7 separate regions of the Homo sapiens genome follow, and regions 2, 3, 4, 5, 6 and 7 are each linked to region 1. Evidence: chromatin contacts called from ENCODE Hi-C or POLR2A ChIA-PET data. All regions are on one chromosome and are shown on one strand. Each heading gives the region's core, a stretch centred on a gene start or an enhancer-like site at or near the end of the contact. The rest is flanking DNA. Distances are from core to core; before and after follow the strand shown.

Region 1 (3,137 bases), core at 161-2,660:
ATGCTAAGTCTTGGAGGTATAAAGATGAGTTTCAGACTGCCTTAAGAAGTTGAGTTTTCATTTATAGCGTTTTCCATTACCTTATGCCACACTTATCTCTGTCACCATGCTTATCCTTATAAATGTTAAGGGAATAAATAGTTCTCAATGGGGTACTCCCTGGGTATGTGCTGGGGGGAGGAGAGTTCAGCAATGTTTGGAGACATTTTTGGTTGCTGGGTGCTACTGGTATCCAGTAGGTAAAGGATCAGGGATGTTGCCAAATATCCTACTACACACAAGACAATCCTTCCCACAACAAAGACTCATCTTTGTTGATTCTGGCTCTGAAACCCAGCTTTTAAAAACTGTAACGATTTTGTTACATATCTACATCTGCAACTCAAGGGCAGGTTTTCCATCTTGTATCTTTGCAGTTCCGATGGCTAGCACTGGATACTCAATGTAGTGTGTTGGGTTAAGAACACTGGCAATAGAAACTTTCACTCTGAAAGAAACACTTAAGCCAACTATATATTCCTCATTCCCATTCCCTTCCCAGTCTTTTCATGTCACTGGGCCGATTCTCCATACAGCCACAAGAACTCCCTGAAAAACTCTAATCGTGTTACTCCTCCTTTTTTTCCTACTGCACGTAGAATAAAATCCAAGCTCTACACTATTCCTACTGCACTTAGAATAAAATCCAAGCTTACAGGCCTTGCACGATACAGTACGTGTCCAACCCCAATCTTATCAGATGCCATTCTTTTCTTGGTTTACATGCGAGTCATCCTAATGTCCTTCCAACTCCTTACACACAGCAAGCCTTCCCTGCCTACTGATCTTGGCACTTGGTTTCCCTTGTCAGGCCTGCTCGCTAAGCACTCCCATGCCCCAGAACCCATCCAAGACGTTCTGATCTTTCCCATTTCAGCCGAAATGTTATGCCTCGAAGAGAACTTCCAAGACAACACTAACCAACTAATGTAACGGTGCAGTAACGGTGAGCTCTACGTAATGTTTATCACCCTTTCGGTAAATAGTGGTCCCACGGCTCGGCCTGCTTTTGGAATGAAGCTACGCTTGGTAAGTTCAACTCTCTTTCACAGCCCTCTCCACAGAAAGAACTCTGGAGTTCGTTCTCGGATTTCACTAAACGAATACTGCCATCCTTGTCCATTCTCGGACCCCTTCTCGCAGCTGATTACGGTCACGTCGATCCCGTCTTTCCAGTCTCCACGAGACGGAGCCCGGGAAAAGAGTCGACCCCATGCTCTGCCGCCCCCGCACCCCACCCCTCGGGAATCCCCACCGTCTTTCCCAATCACCTTCTTCTTCTCAAGGCCTCCCATCGCTCCACGTTGAGGAGCCGACTAGGGCCGCGCGTACAGGGAGCTCCACTTCCTCCCGCACGTGCCCTGCCAAGGACCCCGAGGACCCTCCCCACCCCACGCTGTCTGTTTGTGCGGGCTGCCCAATGAGATGCCTGTACAAGTCCAGGGAAAGATGGGGATTTCCTCCTCAAGATTTAAAACTATAGTCTGAAAAAAATCACTGAGAACACTCTTTCCAGATCTTTCCCGCTCACAATGGTTACAAACACTTTAAGTGTTAAAACAAACGTGGATATACAGGCTTTTCTGTAATCACCCTGATGACGATTCATTGACTGTGAGCCTCGTTGCATGTTGGGACGGAGAGGGGCGGAAGGCTTAGGGACAGCGCGGTGCCTTCTGGGATGCAGAGGGGCGCCGCACTCCATGGTGCGCGATAGGATTGCGTTGTCAAGGTAACGGTTGCTAAGCGTCGTCAGACTTCGGCTGCCGCTGCTGAGAAGCGGTTCCCGAGGGGCAGGGTGAGACTGCGCTGAGTTCCCACCGGCTTCGGGTTCTCTTTGGTTCATTCGCGGTTATGCGGCTAAAATAGAAAAAAGGAAGACATTTTTCCTCGCGGAGGTATAGAGATCCTAGAGGCCACTTATATTTTCTGAGCCTTAGTGGTGGACTCGTGGTATATTTAAAATGTACATTCAAGGCTGGGAGCGGTGGCGCACGCCTGTAATCCCAGCACTTTGGGAGGCCAAGACAGGCGGATCATCTGAGGTCAGGAGTTCGAGACCAGTGTGACCAATATAGTGAAACCCCGTCTCTGCTAAAAATACAAAAATTAGCTGGCCATGGTGGCACACGCCTGTAATCCCAGCTACTCGGGAGGCTGACGCAGGAGAATCGCTTGAACCTGGGAGGCAGAGGTTGCAGTGAGCCGAGATCTTGCCACTGCACTCCAGCCTGGGCGACAGAGTGAGACTCCATCTCAAAAATAAATAAATAAATAAAATTAAATGTACATTCAACATATTCGAGCTTTTAATTTGTACACATAAATTCTGTAAGTGTTCCTCAAATAATAATTCCAAGATTTATACAAATAGTCACATCACCTTGAGATGGTGCAGTCTGGAAGTAGATGCAATTTTAAGAGGTTTTTTTTTTTTTAAACGTTTCTCCCTTTTTCCAAATTCCAAATTTCGTTCGAAGATGATCTCAAAAGTTTAAATTTGAGGCTCTTGTGAATGTGACCTGGCCCAAGGACTTGGTCTTAGAACTTACACAGAGACAGACGTTAAGCACTGGTGAATACTTGTTTTGAACTATGTGACTTGCACTATCTAATTTAAAGCTAAAATTTAAAACCCAGCAATTCCACAGTTAAAAATGAGATGAAGCCGGGCACGGTCGCTCACACCTGTAATCCCAGCACTTTGAGAGGCTGAGGCAGGCGGATCACCTGAGATCAGGAGTTTGAGACCAGCCTGGCCAACATGGCGAAAACCCATCTCTACCAAAAATACAAAAATTAGCCGGGTGTGGTGGCAGGCACCTGTAACCCCAGCTAGTTGGGAGGCTGAGGCAGGAGAATTTATTGAACCCAGGAGGTAGATGTTGCAGTGAGCCAAGATTGTGCCACTGCACTCTGCACTCAAGCCTAGACGACAGAGCGAGGCTCCATCTCAAAAAAAAAAAGAAGAAGAAGGAAAGGGATGGACTGGAGAGGGTGGCAGTGGCTGGCTCATGAGGGCAACACAGGAACAGGGCTGGTGTCGTGAGCATGTGGCCTGGGCAGTCATCTCACCCTGTCCCTCACAAATCACCTAG
Region 2 (3,137 bases), core at 472-2,971, 1.9 Mb after region 1:
AAACAAAAACAAACAAAAAACCAGACACAGCAGTAAAGTGGACACATCAGGTTATATATGACCCTGTCTCCTTTGTTCGGTGTACTCTCGTGACAAAACTGCTGGCGAGTATACCCTTTCTACAAAAAATAAAAATGGCCTTGCTAAAAAAATTAAATTTATATTCAAGTGCTATTTCTTTACAACATCAAAAAACAAACATTTCTAACAATCCCATTCCTCAGGTCTGTATTTATGTCTATCATAAAGCAGAGACTTTTTACACTCTACTGAAAGAGCTGATTCACTCAACTGTAAACTTTGCATGGGCAGAAACATGTCTTTTTGGTCTCTTGAGTCTCCAGCATGTGGGGTATCTGTCACAAAGTAGGCAATCAATACATATTTATTTGCAGAATCAAGGGCAGGATGTGGACAAGTGCTGCCACCTATTGGGAGAAACTTTATTTGACTCTAAGGATTTGGACTATGGTTATCACACAAGGACGAAACTTGATACTCTCTCTCATCTAAGTTATCATTAGTTAGACCCTCTATGGTAGCCAGCCTCCAGGATGGCCCGCAGCGATCCCTGTCTGTTGGCATTCATACCTTTGGCTGGATCCTCTCACACATAGGGTTGGTTTGTAAATATGACAAAAGCCGTATGTGACCTCTGGAGCTAGGTCATAAAAGACATTGTGGCTTATACCTTGGTCTCTCTGGGATCACCTGCTCTGAAGGAAGCCAGCTGCCATGTCATGGGGACACTCAAACAGCCCTATGGGGAGGTTCACGTGGTGAAAACAGGTCTCTGGCCAACAGTCATGACTGTGCCATCCTGGAGGCCGATCCTCCAGCCCTAGTCAATAACTGCTGCCCTGGCCTACAGTTTGTAATCTCATGGGAGACCTGGAGACAGAACCACCCAGCCACGCATCCCCAAATCCCTTTACCTCTAAAACCTGTGGGACAACAAATGTTTATTGCGTTAAACTTTGGGGTGATTGTTATGCAGCCACAGAGTTCTAATAAACTGTCGGACATAGATTACTGGCTACAAATAGTTCTACTTTTTTTTTGAGACAGGGTCTCGTTCTGTGGAACCAGGCTGAGGTGCAGTGGTGCGATCACAGCTCATTGAGGCCTCGACCTCCGGGCTCAATCGACCCTCCCGCCTCAGCCACCCAACTAGCTGGGACTACAGGCAGGCGCCACCACACCTAATTTTTTGTATTTTTTGTAGAGATGGGGGGGGGGGTTTCACCATGTTGCCCAGGCTGGTCTCGAACTCCTGGGCTCAAACGATCCACCCGCCTCGGCCTCCCAAAGTGCTGGGATTACAGGCGTGAGCCACCGCGCCCGGCCAACCTAAGGATTAACCTAAGGCTTCTCAGAGCAGATGCCGCTGGAACTGAGGGCCACGGAAGAAAGGGGGTGACACTTGGTCCTGGGGAGTGGCGACTGTATTGTCTGTCTGCAGCATCCCTATCAGCGCTACCGTTGTTCCACGCACACAGGGAGTAAGTACTGGGAGTCCCAGCCACCGCCGCGGAAAATCTGGGATGCCAGCGAGCGGCCGCATCTCGGCGCCTGCGCACTGTGCCCGCGCTCTCAGGCAGCGCCGTTGCGCGCGGAGTCATCGATCGGCCGACCCCGAGAGGCCCGGTTCCTTTAGGCCGCCTGCCCGCCTCCAGCTCTCGGGGTCGGCTCCAGGAGGCGCCCTCAGGAGAGGGGCGGGCGCTCTATTCCAGAGACCGAGTGGCAGGGCGGCCACTGTGGCGGGGCTCTTTCCCCGTTTCGCCTCAGCTACCCCTCAGCTCCGGTAGTCGCCAGTCCGGGGTCGTCGCCGTTTGGGGCGGGAGCTGCTCGGCCCCGCCGCCGTCCCCGTCGCCGCTTCCGGGTCCAGGCCCCTCGGGCCGCCTGCCGCCGTCATGAGGCTGCGGGTGCGGCTTCTGAAGCGGACCTGGCCGCTGGAGGTGCCCGAGACGGAGCCGACGCTGGGGCATTTGCGCTCGCACCTGAGGCAGTCCCTGCTGTGCACCTGGGGGTACAGGTACGCTGGGGCCGGGGCTGGGCGGCCCGCGGGGAGTGGGGAGTGCTTGGGGTGGGTGCAGGGCGGGTTGGCGTCATCTGTGGGCTGCAGGCGCGGGCGTGGCCGGGCGATAGGCCAAGTGCGGGGACGCCGGGGGGGCCTTCACGGGAGGCCCGGGCTCTTCCGGGCGTCGCGGAGCCGGAGGGTGCAGGCGACGGGAAGCGCGGGTGGTCGGCTGGGGTCCGGCTCCTGGAGAACATGGCCCGGCCTCCCGGGGGCTCTGGTCCCCTCCTCGGTGAGTCATGGCTTCTGGTTTTGCAGTAAACGGAACCAGGGAGAGGAGGGAACGCACAATTTCCACAACTGGTTAGATTTCAAGTTGGAAATGATGAGCTTGGCTTGGGTTAAACCTTTCTGGACTGTGAGGGGTCCGAGTTAATTTCTTCAGCTGTTGGAGTATTTCAATGAAAAAGTTTGGAAATTGCTAGAAGTTAAAAATCTGCCCTCAATCCGAGGCCACCGGTAGCTTGTATCGCTGCTGTGAAGCGGCAACAATTTTAGATTCTGTTGTGTTCATGCGCCGAGCACCGCGGTGAGCGCTTGGACTTCGCCGCCGAAAAGTTTTAGAAAGGACAGCGTGTAGGCGTGTTTCAGACCATTTCATTTTCTTGGGTGAAATGTTGCTTTTTTGCTAAAACTGAGGCAAACGTTGATCTTGAGAGCTTGCAGTTTGGGGGCAGTAAAGTTGAGAAAGGATCATATTCTGTTATTGGTTTGTGGGACTGCAGGTGAAGCTGCTTTGTTTCCCTAAAAGATACTTTTTGGGGACAATAATTTGGGAGTAAAGCGGCAAGGTAAGAGTGGTCCTCTTCAAATACTGAGCTAGTGAATTTGAAACTTGAGTGTGCTAAGGAAAAATGAAAAAGATGTTCCCTGGGGATTTTTAGGTGAATTCTTCAAAACAAAAGCAAACCTTCCTACGTTTTCACCTTATTTTTAGGGAATTGGGTAAAATGAGGCCGTTATTCTGAACTTCTCGCCCTTTCATTTTCCTGGTTAAGACATTATTAGATTGAAAGTAAGCCTGTTTTCTTCCTGATTAAAAAAAAAACCCTAAATAAGA
Region 3 (3,137 bases), core at 181-2,680, 1.8 Mb after region 1:
GCGATCCCCCTGCCTCAGCCTCCTGAGTAGCTGTGGTGCACACCACCCCGCCTGGCTAATTAAATTTTTTTTGTAGAGACAGGGTCCCACTATATTGCCCAGGCAGGTCTCCAAAGTCCTAGGCACAAAGGATCTTCCCGCCTTGGCCTCCCAAAGCGTTGGGATTACAGGCCATGAACCACTGCGCTCTCCCTATGTTAGATTTTCTATTCCTTCCTTCAGGGTAACGGTTTCCACACAAAGAAAGTGGCCAAACAGCAAACAGAACACAGATTTATCCCCGTGCGCTTTTTCTTCCCTCAGTGTAAGTGACTTGCCAACAAGGGAAACTCAGTAAGCTTTGATTCTGAATAAAAGAATGGAGTGACTATTGGGAGCTGTTTACCAAGACGTGAGACGAGACGGTAAACCTTTGAAGCATTTACTTGGCACCTTCAGGGATTTCAAAAACTATTTAAAAATACGTTGCAAAACTTCATAAACGTTTTCTTTTTTCACATTAATAAAAATATGAGCACAGATGGTGATGAAGGCCGAGAGATACAGAGCCCAGGCTTTCAAACTATCTGATGATCCTGAGCCCTCAAGTCTCCATCTGGGACGTCAAAGAAGTAAACCGGACATCAAGTCCTGGCTGAGCTTCTTCCTAGGTGGGTAGAGGAAGCTATGTCACCGACAGATCCTCGAGGTCCTTCTGTGAAGTGAATATTAAAATCAAACAGGCCCTGCCCTGCGCTACTGCAAGAAATGACATCGCTTTATTAAAAACCAACATGCGATACTGAATGCTGAAAACCTGGTTTAGTGAACAAAGGTTTGTAAACGTTATTTAAATAACCAGCATGACTCAGAGGAGGTGAATTCCAGTCCCAGCAAATGAACCTGGGGCTGGCTGTTCCACCCTGGAAAAGATCACTGAAGTTTCTGTGAACGTAAAACAGCTCACGATACGTTTATGAGACTGATCTGTGAAAACGCTTTGGAAACCCCAATTTCGTATTTATTTAGATTCCCATATCCACCGCACTTAGCTTGTCCTCGTGGTTCGGGGACCTCTCCTGGCGGGAGGTGGTGCCGGAACAGGTTGGGCGGCCCCAGAACCGTGAGGGGAGAAGGACGGGATGAGGGAAACTCTGCAAGGGGCCGGGGCGGACCCAGTGGTCAGGGGAGGTCCAGAGGGCGCAGTGGACGCCGGCCGGGCCGGGGACGGAGCACGGAAGGCCCCGCCATTTGCTCTCCTGCCTTACCTGCATGTTGGGCACGAAGCCCTTCTTGATCCTCCAGCAGTTTTTATTGATCTTCTCCAAGAACTGCAGCTCATCATTATAGCTGCGACTCATGGTGGCGAAAACTGTAGCAAAAACTCCCGGCTCCGCTTTGAAGAGCCGCTGCCGCGTAGTCCGGCTTCTCAGAGCACCGCCTTCCAAGAACCAAAGCGCAGGCGCGACCAGCGCCGCAGCAGATGAGCAACGGCAAGCGCCGAGGCTCAAAATTCTTCAGGCCAATGTCTTTCCTCTGGTTAAGTTGTACTGTCCTGTAGTGTATAACTTTAGGATCTTTATTAGTCGATTTCCTCTAAACTACAGCTAAGCGAAATCCAGAAGTTTAAAGTATAATCTAGTTATCTTTTGTTTTGGAAATGCTTTTCAGCAGCTTATGAAAACACCTTGAGTCTGGGTCAGGTTCGGTGCATTGGCTTGGAGTTTACACCCTCAGCTGGGAGGGGAAAAAGATAACGCCAGCAGCTGAGAAAGAAAAACCTGTTTGAGTAAATACCATAGCTGAACATTTATGTTTCAGAATGAATCTGGATATACACCAAATAACTTTTTTGGTCAGAAAGGAGCATCCCAAAGAATGAAGCATGGCAGCTTATCATTTATTCTGACAAACACTTGTGGGTGCATCTATTGTGGCCAGACATATACTACAAAATGATCAAATCACAGCCCTTATGGATCGCCAAAACTCCCCAGTCTAGCCGCATTTGATGATCAAGACCTCTTTAATCATGCTTTTATACGCCGTGTCTCTTGTTCATAGTGGTAAGTGAGCTTTAAGTGATTTCAGTTTCCAGTTCGGCCTCATGTCAACAACTGCAACTTTGGGATTAGAAAGACGCAAGATTCAATTTCTATCTGTGCCATTTACTGACTTGGTGTGATTAACCCCTCTTATCTCTGTTTCGTCATCTCTAAAATGGGATCATAATTCTTTCTTGAGTAGAAGGCTAAATGAAGTGACACTGGAGGGGTAATCAGCACGGGGCTTGGCACACGGCAAGCACTCTATAAACAGCTCTCCTCTTTCCATTCCCCCACTAGACTGTAAGTGCTGCAAAAAACAGTATGTAGTTTCCATTCATTTGTTGCATTATCTACACTGGTTCCGCTTTTCTTCTCTTCTGCCCCAATTTCTCCCCATTGATTAGGTGCTCTGACACATTAATATCATTCTCAGTTATGAATTGTCTGAGTTTAGTACTCTGCACTGCCATTTCATTGAATCTGTGGTGGGTGAAAAATCCCAAAGCTTGAAGTGATACAACTTTTAGAGTTTCCTGTGGTTACCCTGTTCCTTCTTGGAAAGATTTCAGAGGTAAAGAATTCTCTTTTAAAATCAAGCCTTGATGTCTGTGCAACCTTAGGTCTCTTCCCTTTTCTATGTCTTATTTTATTTTATTATTTTTTTGAGTTGGAGTCTTGCTCTGTCGCCAGGCTGGAGTGCAGTGGTGCCATCTCGGCTCACTGCAACCTCCGCCTCCCAGGTTCAAGCGATTCTCCTGCCTCAGCCTCCCAAGCAGCTGGGACTACAGGTGCGTGCCACCACTCCCAGTTAATTTTTGTATTTTTAGTAGAGACTGGGTTTCACCATGTTGGCCAGGATAGTCTCGACCTCTTGACCTCATGATCCGCCCACCTTGGCCTCCTAAAGTGCTGGGATTACAGGCATGGCCTACTGTGGCTGGCCTCTTATTTTATTTTTTAAAAATTCAGGGCAGGCCATTTCTCAAATAAAAAAACCAAGATTGAAGTTGATAGAAAACAATTTTAATTAAACACAGAAGATAGTAACAGTGAATATAAAACATGAAAACCAATATGCAGGTAGGGGAAAACCACTAGAGGGCCTAAGGG
Region 4 (3,137 bases), core at 184-2,683, 1.3 Mb before region 1:
AAATGTGGAAAGCTCCTCTGCCTGCATTGTCCTTCCCTCCATTTTGCCAGCAGGCAAACTCCTATTTCACCCTTGGAAGCCCAGCTCAAATATCCCTTCCCCTCCTCTGGCCCCCTAACATCATGGATCTTATCCTTAGGAGCACAGCTTGGCCAGTCTGTCTCCCTAGGCAGGTGGTCTGAGCTCATGGCTCCTCTGATCCAACCCCACATTCCCCAGGGTATTCACAGCACACAGCCAGTGCTTTATATATGTTCACTGAAAAAAGGACACTAGCTTGGCTCCTGGTCCTGCCGAGGGATTTGAAGGTGAACCCTGCCCTTCGCGGACCCGGGCATCCACCTAGGGGGCTGGGGCTAGAGGTCCAGGAAGGTGGGCAGGGTCAGCCTTGCCTGGAGGCAGGGTTTGGGGCCAAGGCACCCACCGTAAACCTCCTCCTGCATCGACACCTCACAACCATTCCCCAGCTCTGGGCACCTTAGCAAGGGTGAAGGGCTTACCCGTGGACACTCGGAACTGGGACTTGAGCCCCCTGGACCTCACTTTCTTCAATCTATGAAACGGGGCAGTGCACCACCAGGCCCTGCCTACCTTACTGGGAAGCCGGGAGGGCAGAATGGAAAGACAAGGACGGAGATTCTTCCGGTGGCGGATAGAGTAGGGGGTCCCAGGATCTGTCTGGTTCGAACTCAGCTGGTGACTTTGCAGAGATACTCAATTTCCTTGGGCCTCAGTTTCCCCTTCTGTAGAAACAAGGATATCGGATGAGGGATGATTAAAGGGCCTGCTCCACCTCGACCGTTACCGGGGATAGGGTCTCGGGGCCAGGCACGGCGTTCGAGGCCTCCCACCCAGCCGACCGGCCTTGGGGACCCTTCCCCGCTGGCCCGGGCCACGCGTCCCGGGTACTCACTGCAGAGCGCGCCCGGCAACCCCGAAAGGCCGGTCGGGGACCCCGGCTGGGAGTCAGGACTCTAGCTCCCGGGCGCGACCCGAGAACCCTGAATCCATTCCGCGCACACCCGGCCGCGTGACCCCTGCCGACCGGCTGGCGCGCCACCCATTCCCCGCGGCCCGCGGATTAGTCAGCAGTTGTTCTAGTCCGGGTCCCTTCCCCCAGCCCTCCCGCCGATCTCCGTCTCCCTGCAGGGCCGACTCTTCAGCGACCGTCCCTAGAGCCAGCGGACGGAACCATTCCAAACAGCCTAGTCTCGTGCTGAGAGCCTCTCCGGTTTCACGCTGAGACCCGCTCACCCCCGCTCTGGCCCCTTAGATGCTATTTTGGCCCGAGTGTCACGTCGGGCGCTCTTTAGAGAGGACTGGGACAAGAGTTGCGGACGCGAAGAACGAGTAAGCGGTGGTTCATCCCTCCTGACCCCACCCCCGTGGCCTGGCCCGATGGTCGCGCCCGGGGTTGCGAGATTTGCGCCTGCGCAGTGCGGCGCCTAGAGGGAAAGCGAGAGGGAGACGGACGTTGAGAGAACGAGGAGGAAGGAGAGAAAATGGCGTCCACGGGTGAGTATGGTGGAACTGCGGTCGCGCCGGCGGTAGCCGGAACGCCCAAACTGGGGGTCGTTCGTCTCTGGGCTTGGCTGGGAAGACTGAGTGGAGTTGCCGAGAGGGGGTTGAGGCACCCGCCGCGGCCCGACGAGCTCGGGGATCCGCATTCCTCTCCCCTCCCCCAACCGGGCGGGCCGGTTCTGGAATCTTCCGGCGCCCGTGGCGCGCGGGGGGCTTGCTGCGGCGGGGGCGCGCGGGGCCCGCCTTGGCCTCCATTGTGTGGCGGTCCTCGCGCCCTGAGCTCCGGGCCTCCCGCCACGTGGGCGGGGCCTGCGGCCTTCGAGGCCCTGCGTGAAGGGGAGGATTTGGCCAGGCCTCAAGCCGGTCACTATGAAACCGCCGGGGGGCCCGCAGGCTGCTGTCCCTGTGAGGCCTCCCTCCCCGTTTTCAGGGTTTCCTGAGAAACCAGGGGAAAAAGCAAATAAAGATACCGTGGATTTGTGGGCCGAGGGGTGCCGGCCTATGAGCGGGAGCCCCGTCATCCTTAAGACCCAGTCGGCTGGGGCGTCTGGCGCTGCCGAGCTGCCCCCTCTGTGGCTTCCAGCCCCAAGCCGAACTTCTGCTCGCCTGGGCTTTAGACAGAATGTGCTTCCCTCCTCCAGGGCCCCCAGTTTGCCGCTTTCTTGGGCTTCTCCATTTTTATCGTTATTAATCCACGTCCTCCCCTCCCCCAAAACCAATTAAGTGGCTTCCCAGGGCCCTTTTTCTGCAAACGCCGAGGGACATCCGTTGTATAATAAGGCCAGCCTGGGTCGAGAGACGAGAAACGCTACCAGAAAGATATTTCTGGTCTCTCTGACCTAGGAGGAACAAAAGGCCGAGCCTTCATTTGAATTATGTTTCAGCAGTGGCCTCGCACGTTTATTCGCCTGCGTTAGGCCGGCAGGCCTGTTGATTTCGTAGGTCGACAGAGGAGAGGGGAAAAAAGGCCAGTAGAAGCAATCTTAAAGGCACTTGCAAGCAAGCCCCGGTTGGGAACTCCAAAATGGGAGTAGAGTGGTCCTTGATGGAAGGAGCGTTTAAGAGTGTCGCCTAGCCATCACCTGCAGTTCGCAATCTGTGGGTACACTAACCCGCGAAAATTGGCAGGGTGGAGCATTTTTGCCCCGGGGGTATTCTCAGGCCACCTGGTTCCAGGCCTTAGAGACAGTGGGAGAAGATGAGAAGGAAGACAGGAAAAGTTCTGGGCACTCCAGAGTTTTTGGAGTCCAGAATCCAGCAACTTAAGGACAGTTTAAGAATTCTCCCCATCTGTGGTCAATAAACAGGTAAGTGTTGGCTGTTCGTGCCGGGATACCAAAGAGTGGATACCAAAGAGTGCCGGTAGAAGAGAGGACTGAAATACCACAGCTAACCTCCCGGTGGGAAGTGGTTTCCTAGGTGCCCTATCCACCCTCTTCTGCTCTGCAAAAGCCTGAAAAGGCAAAACGTGTGCGTTGACATTTTTGCGTGGCTGGACGTGCCTTTTTTCAGTCAACTTTGTTCAAACCTTGTTCACCAGTAACTACCATGTGCTGTACTGTATTAGAATTACAGTTGTGGTTTCTGTTGACACAAAGTAAACACATTAGGCCTGG
Region 5 (3,137 bases), core at 256-2,755, 1.2 Mb before region 1:
AAGAGAAGTTCTCGACAATCTTCAAATAGTTTTCACGGATAGCCTGTTTTGTGTCTCACTGTTCCCTAAAGTCAGGAAAATCTTAGACTCTTGCCCTGAAAGGTATCACTAATAGCAACAGCCTGTAGGATTGTTTTATCCTAAAGAAAGTAAGTCGAATGCCCCTTATGAAGATCAGACAAAAAGCAATAAGGCTACATCGTGACATAAATCCAAATAAATACAACGGCAGCTAAAAATCTTTTTTTTTTTTTTTTTTTTGAGACGGAGTCTCACTCCGTGGCCCAGGCTGGAGTGCAGTCGCACGATCTCGGCTCACTGCAACCTCCACCTCCTGGGTTCAAGCGATTCTCCTGCCTCAGCCTCCCAAGTAGCTGGGATTACAGGCGTACGCCACCATGTCTGGCTAATTTTTGTATTTTTATTGGAGACAGGGTTTCACCATGTTGGTCAGGCTGGTCTTGAACTCCTGACCTCACGATCCACCCGCCTCAGCTTCCCAAAGTGCTGGGATTACAGGCGTGAGCCACCATGTCTGGCTAAAAGTCTTAAATATCCCCTACACCCCAACCTTAACTCCAGTCTTTCCTTTGTCTCTGTACTTTGCAGGTCTCTGACAGCCTGGCAGAAAACCTGGCCTTGCCTCTACTACCCGAATGACCTTACATGTGGGATTTAACCTCTCTGTGCCTCAGGGTCCTCATCGATAAAATAGGGATATTTAATCCCCACAAAGGTTGCTGTGAAGTTTAAATGTGTCATTGTAAGGAAAGTGCTTAGCACAGTGCCCGGTACACAGAAGGGACTCGATAGCCACTAGCAAGCATCTCCCTCGTTATTTTGCAGCATTATCACCGGTGTCTCCATTCAGTTAACTTGTCTTAGAGGCTCCAACAAACAAGACCAAGCCAGTGCCTAGCCGGAGGCGGGCGGCACGGGACCGTTTTCTAGTTTTTTTTTCTTTCTTCTTTTTCAACCTTGGCAAAGAGATAACGCCCTGAACAACGAGGAGGCCTCAGGATGGCCATGGAGGTGAGTCCGAAAGAGGAAATCAGAGCCCGAAGAGTTTTCCCTCAGGCCAGTGGGGAATTCCTCGGGGCCTAAGTCCTGTCTCTCCGGGCGGAAGCCCCAGGAGGTGCTGCGGGTATGGGGCGGCCGAGGAACAGGCCGGCGGCCAAGTGGGCGCGAATGAATGAACGAACCCTCAGCCCTTCCTCCTCCTCTGGCTGGGGACGTCGCTCGCGCCCCTGCAGCGCCGCGTCCTCTTCATGACCTCTGACCCCGCAAACCCCTCACCTAGGACCCCTGACCCCTCGCCCCACTTCTTCTCCTGGCTCGCCCGGGTCCCCGCTTCCTCACCCGCAGGTCCCAATAGCTCCCGGCGCCCCGGCTCGGTTCGGCTTGGCACCAAAATGTCCGCGGCCTCCACCTCTCGCTCTCCCGGTGCGTCCGGGCTGCCGGCGGCTCGGAGCCCCGCGGCTGTCACCTGCCGGGCGGAAGTGAGCTGCCCGCGCGCGGGTACTTCCGGTGGACGCAAGGCCTGAAGGCGGGGTCAAGGGTACAACCCTGGCGGGGGTGGTGCCCGTGGGGCGGGGCAAGAAAAGGGGAAGAGCCCAACGGTATTAACCCCTCGGCAGCCGCGGCGCTGCTATGCTGCAGTCTCCCGCAGAGCCCTTGGGAAACCATCCCGCTAGCCAATTCAGCGTGAGGGGGCCGGGCAAGGTCGTAGGGAGTTTGAAGTCCATCTTCTGTGTAAAGACGGCAAATCTGAGGTTCTAAGAGGGGCAGGGTTTTGCTCAAGGTCACTCATTTTTTGTTTGTTTGTTTGAAATAGGGTCTTGCTCTGTTGCTCAAGCTAGAGTGCAGTGGCTCGAAGATCTGGGCTCACTGCACCCTCCGCCTCCCAGGCTCAGGTGATCCTCTCACCTCAGCCTCCCAAGCAGCTGGGACCACAGGTGCGCAGCACTACGCCCGGCTAATTACTTATTATTTACTTATTTATTTTTTGTAGAGAGAGTCTCACTTTATTGCTCAGGCTGGTCTCGAAATCATGGACCCGAGAGATCCTCCCGCCTCGGCTTCCCAAAGTGCTGGGATTACAGAGGGGTCTCTCTCTGTCCAAACTAGGTTTACAGCTCTAGTTTGGACCCCTCCATTCTTAAGATGAGTGACCTTGAGCCAGACACAGTGGCTCATACCTGTAGTCCCAGCTACTCGGGAGCCTGAGGCAGGAGAATAGCTTGAGCCCAGGAGGTTGAGGTTACAGTGAGCTATAATTGCAGCACTGCACTCCAGCCTGGGCGACAGATCCAGACCCTGTCTCAAAAAAAGAAAAAAAATGGCCGGGCATGGTGGCTCACACCTGTAATCCCAGCACTTTGGGAGGCCGAGGCGGGCGGATCACAAGGCCAGGAGATCGAGACCATCCTGGTTAACATGGTGAAACCCCGTCTCTACTAAAAACACAAAATATTAGCCGGGTGTGGTGGCAGGCGCCTGTAGTCCCAGCTACTCAGGAGGCTGAGGCAGGAGAATGGCGTGAACCCGGGAGGCAGAGCTTGCAGTGAGCCGACATCACACCACTGCACTCCAGCCTGGGCGACAGAGCAAGACTCCGTCTCAAAAAAAAAAAAAAAGAAAAAAGAAAAAAACCATCTGCAATCCCACTGACCTAAGACAATCACTTTTAATATTTTGGTGAATATTCTTCCAAACTTGATAGATCATTTGTTTTTTTTTGTTTGTTTGTTTTGAGACAGGGTCTCGCTCTGTTGCCCGGACTGGAGTGCAGTGTCGTGATTTTGGCTCACTGCAACCTCTGCCTCCCAGGTTCAAGCGATTCTCCTGCCTGGGCCTCCCAAGTAATTGGGATTACAAGCATGCACCACCGTGCCCAGCTAATTTTTGTATTTTTAGTAGAGGCGGGGGTTTCACCATGTTGACCAGGCTGGTCTTGAACTCCTGACCTCAAGTGATCTGCCCACCTCAGCTTCCCAAAGTGATGGGATTATAGGCGTGAGCCACTGTTGGTATTTTTTAACTCACCAAAATATTGGTAAAAGTTTCCCAAAATAGTAAATACATTTCTACTTGGCACTTTCCAGTATCTGCATAGTATTCCATTACGTGGATGGTAC
Region 6 (3,137 bases), core at 426-2,925, 1.2 Mb after region 1:
ATGCTCCTGATTTCTACTGACAGAGGCTTCCTGTATAAAAGATTTTCCTCTGTTTTATAAAGGAAAAGGAGAAAAGAAACAATCTGTGTCATTTTCCATATACAAGAGGGAAGAGATCTCTCCTCAAAGGTATAGAGTCTTCATTTTCTTGGGAGAGCAAAAGACAGGAAGAATATGGAATCGCCCACTTGGGGGGGTGGGAAGGATGTGCAGATGGAAGATTTTTTGTCACTACAGTAAGTCAGGGAAGTGGGAGAGGGCATCTCTAACCAGTCAGGAAGAAGTGATACCTTCTGTGGACAAAGGAAGTGCTGGCGTCTGGCATCAGGTCTCACTTTCTCTTAAGAGCACAGACCTGTTTCCAAAAGCTAAGTCTTTTTTTTACTGATTATTTTCAGTGAGGCCCTCTTTGTTAATTTGGGAAAGTATTGAACAGCAGGATCTAAGGGGACTGGAAGTGTCTCTTTCTCTAACCCCTAAGTGGGAGGGAGTCTTCCACTCCAGTGAGAAAGGATGGTTGAACACTTGTGATGGAGGCTGCGAGGGGCATGCATGGAAAAATATGCTTCTCTGTGCAAGATATTAGTTTTCTTTTTTAACAGATTAAGTAATAGTAATAGCAACAGCTTACCAAAAGCTTACTATATAACTAGTATTTACACAAATGCTCCCTTAGCCCGCATGACAATTCTAAGAAAACAGAACCCAAATTGGAGATGGACTGAGATTCAGACAAGTTAAACAAATAGTCAAGGTCACAAAGACGTTAAGTGAGAGACCCAGGTTTGCAACGATTACACTCCAAAAGCCATGCTCTTAATAATGCAAGGGAAAGGAGCTCACTGCACACCAAGAGGCTTAAAGGGAAGAAGAGAAGCGAGGGTCTCTCTGTGGACATCACGAGGGGAGAGGGAGAAAGGTTGATTTCTGATACCATAAAGTAAAATTTCAAGGTCTTCCTCTCCGTATCTTGGGGTACAGGCGAAAAATAAAGGAGGAAGGTAAGTCTCTTTCTTACTGGGAAGAAAGATCCCCTCTGTCACTTTCAGGCAAGTTGGGTCTCACTCTTCACCTGGGTGACGCTGACCAAAGTTGGGGGAAAGGTCTCATTTAGGGGTTATCTTTTACTCCTCCTCAGGATAAGTTCAGAATCCCCCTCGAACCCTGGGAGTGGGTCTCCCTCTGCTGACCAACGGATGAGCGCTAAGAAAGAGCGTACGCCTCCGATAAGGGGCGTCGTCCTCTCCGAGGAGATAAGTTGGGGGATCCCTGTTGTATCGAGGTTGAAGAGGAGTCTCTCTCCCGCGTCGGAGCCATGACTCGGAGAAGCCGCTTTTCTCTAGCGACGCGGGGCCTGGTCTCCTCCCTCTCCCTGGGTCGTTCCGCCGCCCACAGGGCAGCCTTGGTTCCTTTCCGCGCCCCGAGAGGGCGGGGGGCCTGGACTCCCCTTTAGCAGCACCACCCGGCGGAGGGTCCCTTTAGGGCGGAGTGGGGCGGGGCGGCTACGCCCGAAGCCTTCCAGTCCCGGCCTCTTACCCTGAGACCTCCTCCGCGGCCCGCGCTTGCCCAGCCAGCTCAGCCCCTGCAGCTGCAGCCCCGTCGTCGCCAGGTCTACCTGAGCCTACGGAGCCGACAGAGGCCGGGGGCGCTCCGGCCGCCGCCACCTCTTCGTCTCTATGGTCCCCCTGCACTTCCTCATCCGGGGCCCGAGCCAGCCATGCGGACTCGCCCAAATCCCGCCCCCGCACCGCGCGCGCGCACTCCAAGGGAAGGCTCTTCCTGATTCTGACCTCCCGCCCTCTGCTAGCCCCAGCCTCCCTCAACCCCGCCCCTGCGGCTCAAACTCTTAAAGGGAAACACAACTTTTGGTTCTGCTCCTGCTGAGCCACAGGACCCAGTGCCGGCCTTCGCTGCTGTCACCCTGTTCCAGTCCACCGTTTTTCTAGTCTGGACGGCTACAATTCTAAGGGCCTGCCTGCTTCCACTCTGGCAGCCCGAGAGATCTTATTCTACTGGAAAGAGTGTTTTGGGTCATGACACTCCTCTGCTTCTTCTAATCACACTGACCACTAAATAAATGGCACCTCTGCCTCCAGTTGGTTACAGAACCTTGTTTTATTTTCTTCATAGCTTTAACACTAGCTGAAATTTCTATGTCTCATCTCTTTATTGACTTGTTTATCATTTATCTTCCTCCACCTTGTCTGTTTTGTTCATCACTTAATGCTCAGCACCAAGAGCAGTGTCCGGCACAAAACTAGACGCTCAATGGACATTTGAAGGAAGGAAGAAATGTTTATCCAGTGGAAGAATTGAGGTCCAGATAATGAAATCGACTTGCCCCAAATAATACGGCTTTGTGTTAAAAAATAGAAATCGACCAGGCGCGGTGTCTCACGCCTGTAATCCAGCACTTTGGGAGGCGAAAGCGGGAGAAGCACTTCAGCCCAGAAGTTTGAGACCAGCCTGGGCAACATAGTGAGACATCGTTTCTGCCAAAAAACAAACAGCTGGGTCTGGTGATGTGTGCCTGTAATCCCAGCTACTCTGGAGGCTGAGGCAGGAAGATCACTTGAGGCTGGAAGGTTGAGGCTGCAGTGAGCAGTGATAGTGCCACTGCACTCCAGCCTGGATGACACAGCAAGACTCTTTCTCAAAACAAAACAAAAATTGCTCAGGTGTTGATGCACCTGTGCTCCTAGCTACTGGGGAGCCTGAAGCAGGAGGATCGTTTGAGCCCAGGAGTTTGAAGCTGCATTGAGCTATGATGGTGCCCCCACTGCACTCCAGCCTGGGCAACAAAACAAGACACTGTCTCAAAAAAAAAAAAAAAAAAAAAAATTGAATGCTTCAAAGTTTCGTTTCTTTCTTTCTTTTTTTTTTTTTTGAGACGGGGCCACGTTCTGACACCAGGCTGGAGTGCAGTGGTAGGATCTCGGCTCACTGCAACCTCTGCCTCCCAGGTTCAAGAGATTCTCCAGCCTCAGCCTCCTGAGTAGCTGGGATTACAGGCGCATGCTACCATGCCCAGCTAATTTTTGTATTTTTAGTAGAGACAGGGTTTCACCATGTTGGCCAGGCTGGTCTTGAACTCCTGACCTCGAGTGATCCGCCTGCCTCGGCCTCCCAAAGTGCTG
Region 7 (3,137 bases), core at 211-2,710, 1.1 Mb after region 1:
ACAGAGTCTCACTCTGTCGCCCAGGCTGGACTCCAGCGGCGCAGTCTTGGCTTATTGCAACCTCCGCCTCCCAGGTTCAAGCAATTCTCCTGCCTCAGCCTCCCAAGTAGCTGGGATTACAGGTGCCTGCCACCATGCCCGGCTAATTTTTGTATTTTTTAGTAGAGACAGGGTTTCACCACATTGGCCAGGCTGGTCTCGAACTCCTGACCTCAAGTGATCCACCCACCTTGGCCTACCAAAGTGCTGAGGTTACAGGCGTGAGCCACCGCGCCCAGCCTGTGACACACTTTAAATGAATTCAGGGTTGACTCATACACAGCACGCCTGGTAATAACATTGAAAACAAAGTCTCCTGCCCAAATTCTAACAGTTACCACCACAATGCAGAGCCCTCTCCTGAGAGATAATCATTTCTGTACAGTTAATGATGAAAGAGTGACGCTTTCATAACAAGACCAATGATGGTTTCTGTTCCCTCTCAGTCCAAATCCAGTGTCCGTCTCCTCCCAAAACAATAGGTTATCCTCTGATCAACGCTGACAAAATGAACCCTGTAGGAAACACACAAGTATGGCGCATCTCTCAAATCTTAGCTCTTTGAAATGACACCAGGCAGCCGACTCTGAATCACAGCTACATTTTAATCCATTTTCCGACACTCCAAATGCTCTAAGCTATTTTCTGTATAACCACTGCCCTCACGGCGGGCAGCCTGAGAGAAAGATCGTCGCGTGAGGGGGTACCTTGATGGGGGTCCGGGCTCTGCTACAAACTGGCTAGGTGAACTTGAGCAAATCCCTCCCTCTCTCGGAGCCTCAATCTCATTAACTCCAAAGAGAGACAGCTGGACTCAGAAGACCCCTCAAGTCTCCCACATTTCTAAGAATCTAACAGCTGGGGGTCACAAGGGTAACCAAGACTCTAGCCCCATAACATATTGTTTTGAGATTACCTAACCTAACCCTCTAGCTTCAAAGACTAAGATCCAGAAATGAAAGTTGCCTGACACTCAATCTAGTGTCCTTCCCACAGGACATCATTCCTTCTACGAAAACGAACACACGAGAAAATGGCATCTGAACATCTGAAAGCCCTGCCTCGACTCAAGAGACGGGCAGGTAGCCTATTTCATCTGATTTTTGTCCCTCGTGAACTTCCACCTAGCTGGAAAGGGCAAAGCGCGAGCTTCTAGGCCACACCCTAAGTAAATCCGGACCGCCCTACGCAGGAGCAGTCGCACCTGCTCCTAAGCTCGAGGTGAAGGTGGCTCCGTCTCCACCCGAGCTCGCCTCAGAGCGAGCCCGCGACACAGAAACATCTCTCTTCAGACCCCAGCTTGGTCCAGGTTGCCCCACGCCCCAAGGTAGTCTCTCCGCGCTGCTATACCTGCTCCGCCACGGCGCGACCCCGTGCAGTAATCCCAGACATCGGTGCCCCACGGACGTCGCCATCTTGTCTGCTCCTTCTCAGCGTGCCACGCCCCCTTCACACGCTGGGCGCACGCTTAAGGCGTCACGAGTCTCGAGTTCAGTGGGCCAATGAGAAAAGCGCGGGTTGGGGGCGGAGCCGACTAAGCTCCGCCCTGTGGCTACTCCCCACCTAACCCGCTTGGCACCTGCGGAGGTAGGGGAACTAGTGGAGCTGTAGGTTTCGCTAAACCTGGGCTTGGTCGCAGCACTGCCACTCCTCCTCCTTCCCTCTGGGTGCCTTTCCTCATGTACCTGGAAAATCTGAGTCATCCAAGATCCAAGAATGTCGTTTCAAGTGATCGAACTTGCTCATTTTACGGATGGGGAAACTGGGCATCCATGACTCAGCTCTCGTTTTTTAAGCGCCGGAGTGTGTTGTGAGCACTTTGCAAGCATGGTGTCATATCATTCTTATCTCCTACCGCTGTGCTGCCAGGGAGACCGGGGGCAAACGGTCTTGGATCACCTAGAAATGCAACCAGTCGTTAAATTCGGTGCCTGGTGCTTGCTCTTGAAAAGGTTCCTATCTTCAATTGTAAGAGGAAAACGAGTTTTCAATCATGTCTGCTACTTTTTACTGAGCACTGACTAGAGACTCGCAGCTAGGCCCGAGACATTATCCCCATTTTAAAGATGAGGTACCTGAGGCTCAGGAAGGTTAAGCAACATCTTCAAGGGTACATAAAGGGCATATGCCCAAAGACTATAAAATAGTGAAGCCAGAATTTGAACATACGTCTCTGACTCCAAAAACCATGTCCTAAACATCTTCTTCTTTTTTTTTTTTTTTTGAGACAGAGTCTCTCATTGTCGCCCAGGCTGGAGTGCAGTGGCGCGATCTCGATTCACTGCAAGCTCCGCCTCCCGGGTTGACGCCATTCTCCTGCCTCAGCCTCCCGAGTAGCTGGGACTACAGGCGCCCGCCACAACGCCCGGCTAATTTTTTTATATATATTTTTCGTAGAGACGGGGTTTCACCATGTTAGCCAGGATGGTCTCGATCTCCTGACCTCGTGATCCGCCCGCCTCGGCTTCTCAAAATGCTGGGATTACAAGCGTGAGCCACCGCACCTGGCCTAAACATTCTTCCTTTTAAGCCCTTTGTCAGAATCTGGCAGAATTTGGGTCCAACAACTGAAGGAATGCAGCCCTACTTTTTCATCTGCTAAGCTGATAATCACAGTTGCCTTCACCAGGCATTTGACAGGAGGAGGAATATGCTCCCTGGTCCCTGCAGGTATTTCTGTGTAGTTGGCTTAAGTTCAACTAGGGCATACTCAGCTCCTACAGAGAGCTTAAAAGGCACCAGGTTTGGTATTGGGGGGAAGAAACCTCCCTTTGTCATGGTTTTCAAAAGTCGGAAAAGAAAAAAACAAATGTATAGAATTGGTTTTGGCCGGGCGCAGTGGCTCACGCCTGCAATCCCCACTCACTGGGAGGCTGAGGTGGGAGGATAGCTTGAGCCAAGGAGTTGAGACCAGCCTGGGCCGGGCGCGGTGGCTCACGCCTGTAATCTCAGCACTTTGGGAGGCCGAGGTGGGCGGATCACGAGGTCAAGAGATTGAGACCATCCTGGCTAACACGATGAAACCCCATCTCTACTAAAAATACAAAAAAAATTAGCCGGGCGTGGTGGCGGGCGCCTGTAGTCCCAGCTACTCTGGA

Evidence for each region. Hi-C counts contacts between places; a loop is a spot of excess contacts on that map. ChIA-PET counts read pairs that join two places held with the same protein, here RNA polymerase II (POLR2A). Pooled maps may share reads with other maps.
Region 2: a map of B cell shows a loop between it and region 1 (25-fold over the local background). The contact joins the promoter of FBXO7 here to the promoter of PES1 in region 1. A Hi-C loop is called at or near these places in 2 of 168 maps with a recorded cell type or tissue (B cell and CD4-positive, alpha-beta memory T cell) and 9 of 50 pooled maps.
Region 3: a pooled map shows a loop between it and region 1 (11-fold over the local background). The contact joins the promoter of RTCB here to the promoter of PES1 in region 1. A Hi-C loop is called at or near these places in 1 of 37 single-sample maps with no recorded cell type and 7 of 50 pooled maps. POLR2A ChIA-PET finds 5 or more read pairs at or near these places in 1 of 52 experiments (CD4-positive, alpha-beta T cell).
Region 4: a map of naive thymus-derived CD4-positive, alpha-beta T cell shows a loop between it and region 1 (14-fold over the local background). The contact joins the promoter of EWSR1 here to the promoter of PES1 in region 1. A Hi-C loop is called at or near these places in 1 of 168 maps with a recorded cell type or tissue (naive thymus-derived CD4-positive, alpha-beta T cell) and 9 of 50 pooled maps. POLR2A ChIA-PET finds 5 or more read pairs at or near these places in 1 of 52 experiments (BJ).
Region 5: a loop to region 1 is called in a map of naive thymus-derived CD4-positive, alpha-beta T cell, with 10 times the contacts of the local background. The contact joins the promoter of AP1B1 here to the promoter of PES1 in region 1. A Hi-C loop is called at or near these places in 1 of 168 maps with a recorded cell type or tissue (naive thymus-derived CD4-positive, alpha-beta T cell), 1 of 37 single-sample maps with no recorded cell type and 6 of 50 pooled maps. POLR2A ChIA-PET finds 5 or more read pairs at or near these places in 1 of 52 experiments (GM12878).
Region 6: a loop to region 1 is called in a map of B cell, with 18 times the contacts of the local background. The contact joins the promoter of PRR14L here to the promoter of PES1 in region 1. A Hi-C loop is called at or near these places in 4 of 168 maps with a recorded cell type or tissue (B cell, CD4-positive, alpha-beta T cell and naive thymus-derived CD4-positive, alpha-beta T cell), 1 of 37 single-sample maps with no recorded cell type and 16 of 50 pooled maps. POLR2A ChIA-PET finds 5 or more read pairs at or near these places in 1 of 52 experiments (activated B cell).
Region 7: a loop to region 1 is called in a map of CD8-positive, alpha-beta T cell, with 25 times the contacts of the local background. The contact joins the promoter of PISD here to the promoter of PES1 in region 1. A Hi-C loop is called at or near these places in 1 of 168 maps with a recorded cell type or tissue (CD8-positive, alpha-beta T cell) and 7 of 50 pooled maps. POLR2A ChIA-PET finds 5 or more read pairs at or near these places in 1 of 52 experiments (activated CD8-positive, alpha-beta T cell).

What each region holds. Positions count from the first base shown.
Region 1 is chr22:30,590,500-30,593,636 of GRCh38, forward strand. PES1 (pescadillo ribosomal biogenesis factor 1) reads right to left here and starts at 1,411. Exons shown (of 15, transcript NM_014303.4): 1 at 1,311-1,411. The coding sequence starts at 1,334. RefSeq lists enhancers at 1,239-1,954, 1,434-1,733, 1,954-2,033.
Region 2 is chr22:32,473,090-32,476,226 of GRCh38, forward strand. It overlaps FBXO7 (F-box protein 7), which reads left to right and starts at 1,722. Exons shown (of 9, transcript NM_012179.4): 1 at 1,722-2,035. The coding sequence starts at 1,914. RefSeq lists enhancers at 697-756, 1,482-1,982, 1,645-1,814, 1,983-2,483, 2,069-2,238 and silencers at 1,803-1,992, 2,003-2,312.
Region 3 is chr22:32,410,817-32,413,953 of GRCh38, forward strand. RTCB (RNA 2',3'-cyclic phosphate and 5'-OH ligase) reads right to left here and starts at 1,431. Exons shown (of 12, transcript NM_014306.5): 1 at 1,248-1,431. The coding sequence starts at 1,340. It overlaps BPIFC (BPI fold containing family C), which reads right to left. Exons shown (of 17, transcript NM_174932.3): 17 at 3,029-3,137. RefSeq lists an enhancer at 1,401-1,580.
Region 4 is chr22:29,266,835-29,269,971 of GRCh38, forward strand. EWSR1 (EWS RNA binding protein 1) reads left to right here and starts at 1,434. Exons shown (of 17, transcript NM_005243.4): 1 at 1,434-1,515. The coding sequence starts at 1,503. RHBDD3 (rhomboid domain containing 3) reads right to left here and starts at 1,147. Exons shown (of 7, transcript NM_012265.3): 1 at 914-1,147; 2 at 592-743. RefSeq lists enhancers at 1,026-1,897, 1,290-1,349, 1,460-1,519, 2,982-3,031 and a silencer at 1,690-1,779.
Region 5 is chr22:29,387,065-29,390,201 of GRCh38, forward strand. It overlaps AP1B1 (adaptor related protein complex 1 subunit beta 1), which reads right to left and starts at 1,506. Exons shown (of 23, transcript NM_001127.4): 1 at 1,360-1,506. It also overlaps a transcript of RFPL1 not described here.
Region 6 is chr22:31,748,457-31,751,593 of GRCh38, forward strand. PRR14L (proline rich 14 like) reads right to left here and starts at 1,676. Exons shown (of 9, transcript NM_173566.3): 1 at 1,537-1,676. RefSeq lists enhancers at 686-1,318, 1,558-2,117, 1,607-1,901.
Region 7 is chr22:31,660,755-31,663,891 of GRCh38, forward strand. It overlaps PISD (phosphatidylserine decarboxylase), which reads right to left and starts at 1,461. Exons shown (of 8, transcript NM_001326411.2): 1 at 1,390-1,461. The coding sequence starts at 1,454. RefSeq lists enhancers at 193-1,086, 382-521, 495-1,694, 912-961, 1,202-1,501 and 1 more.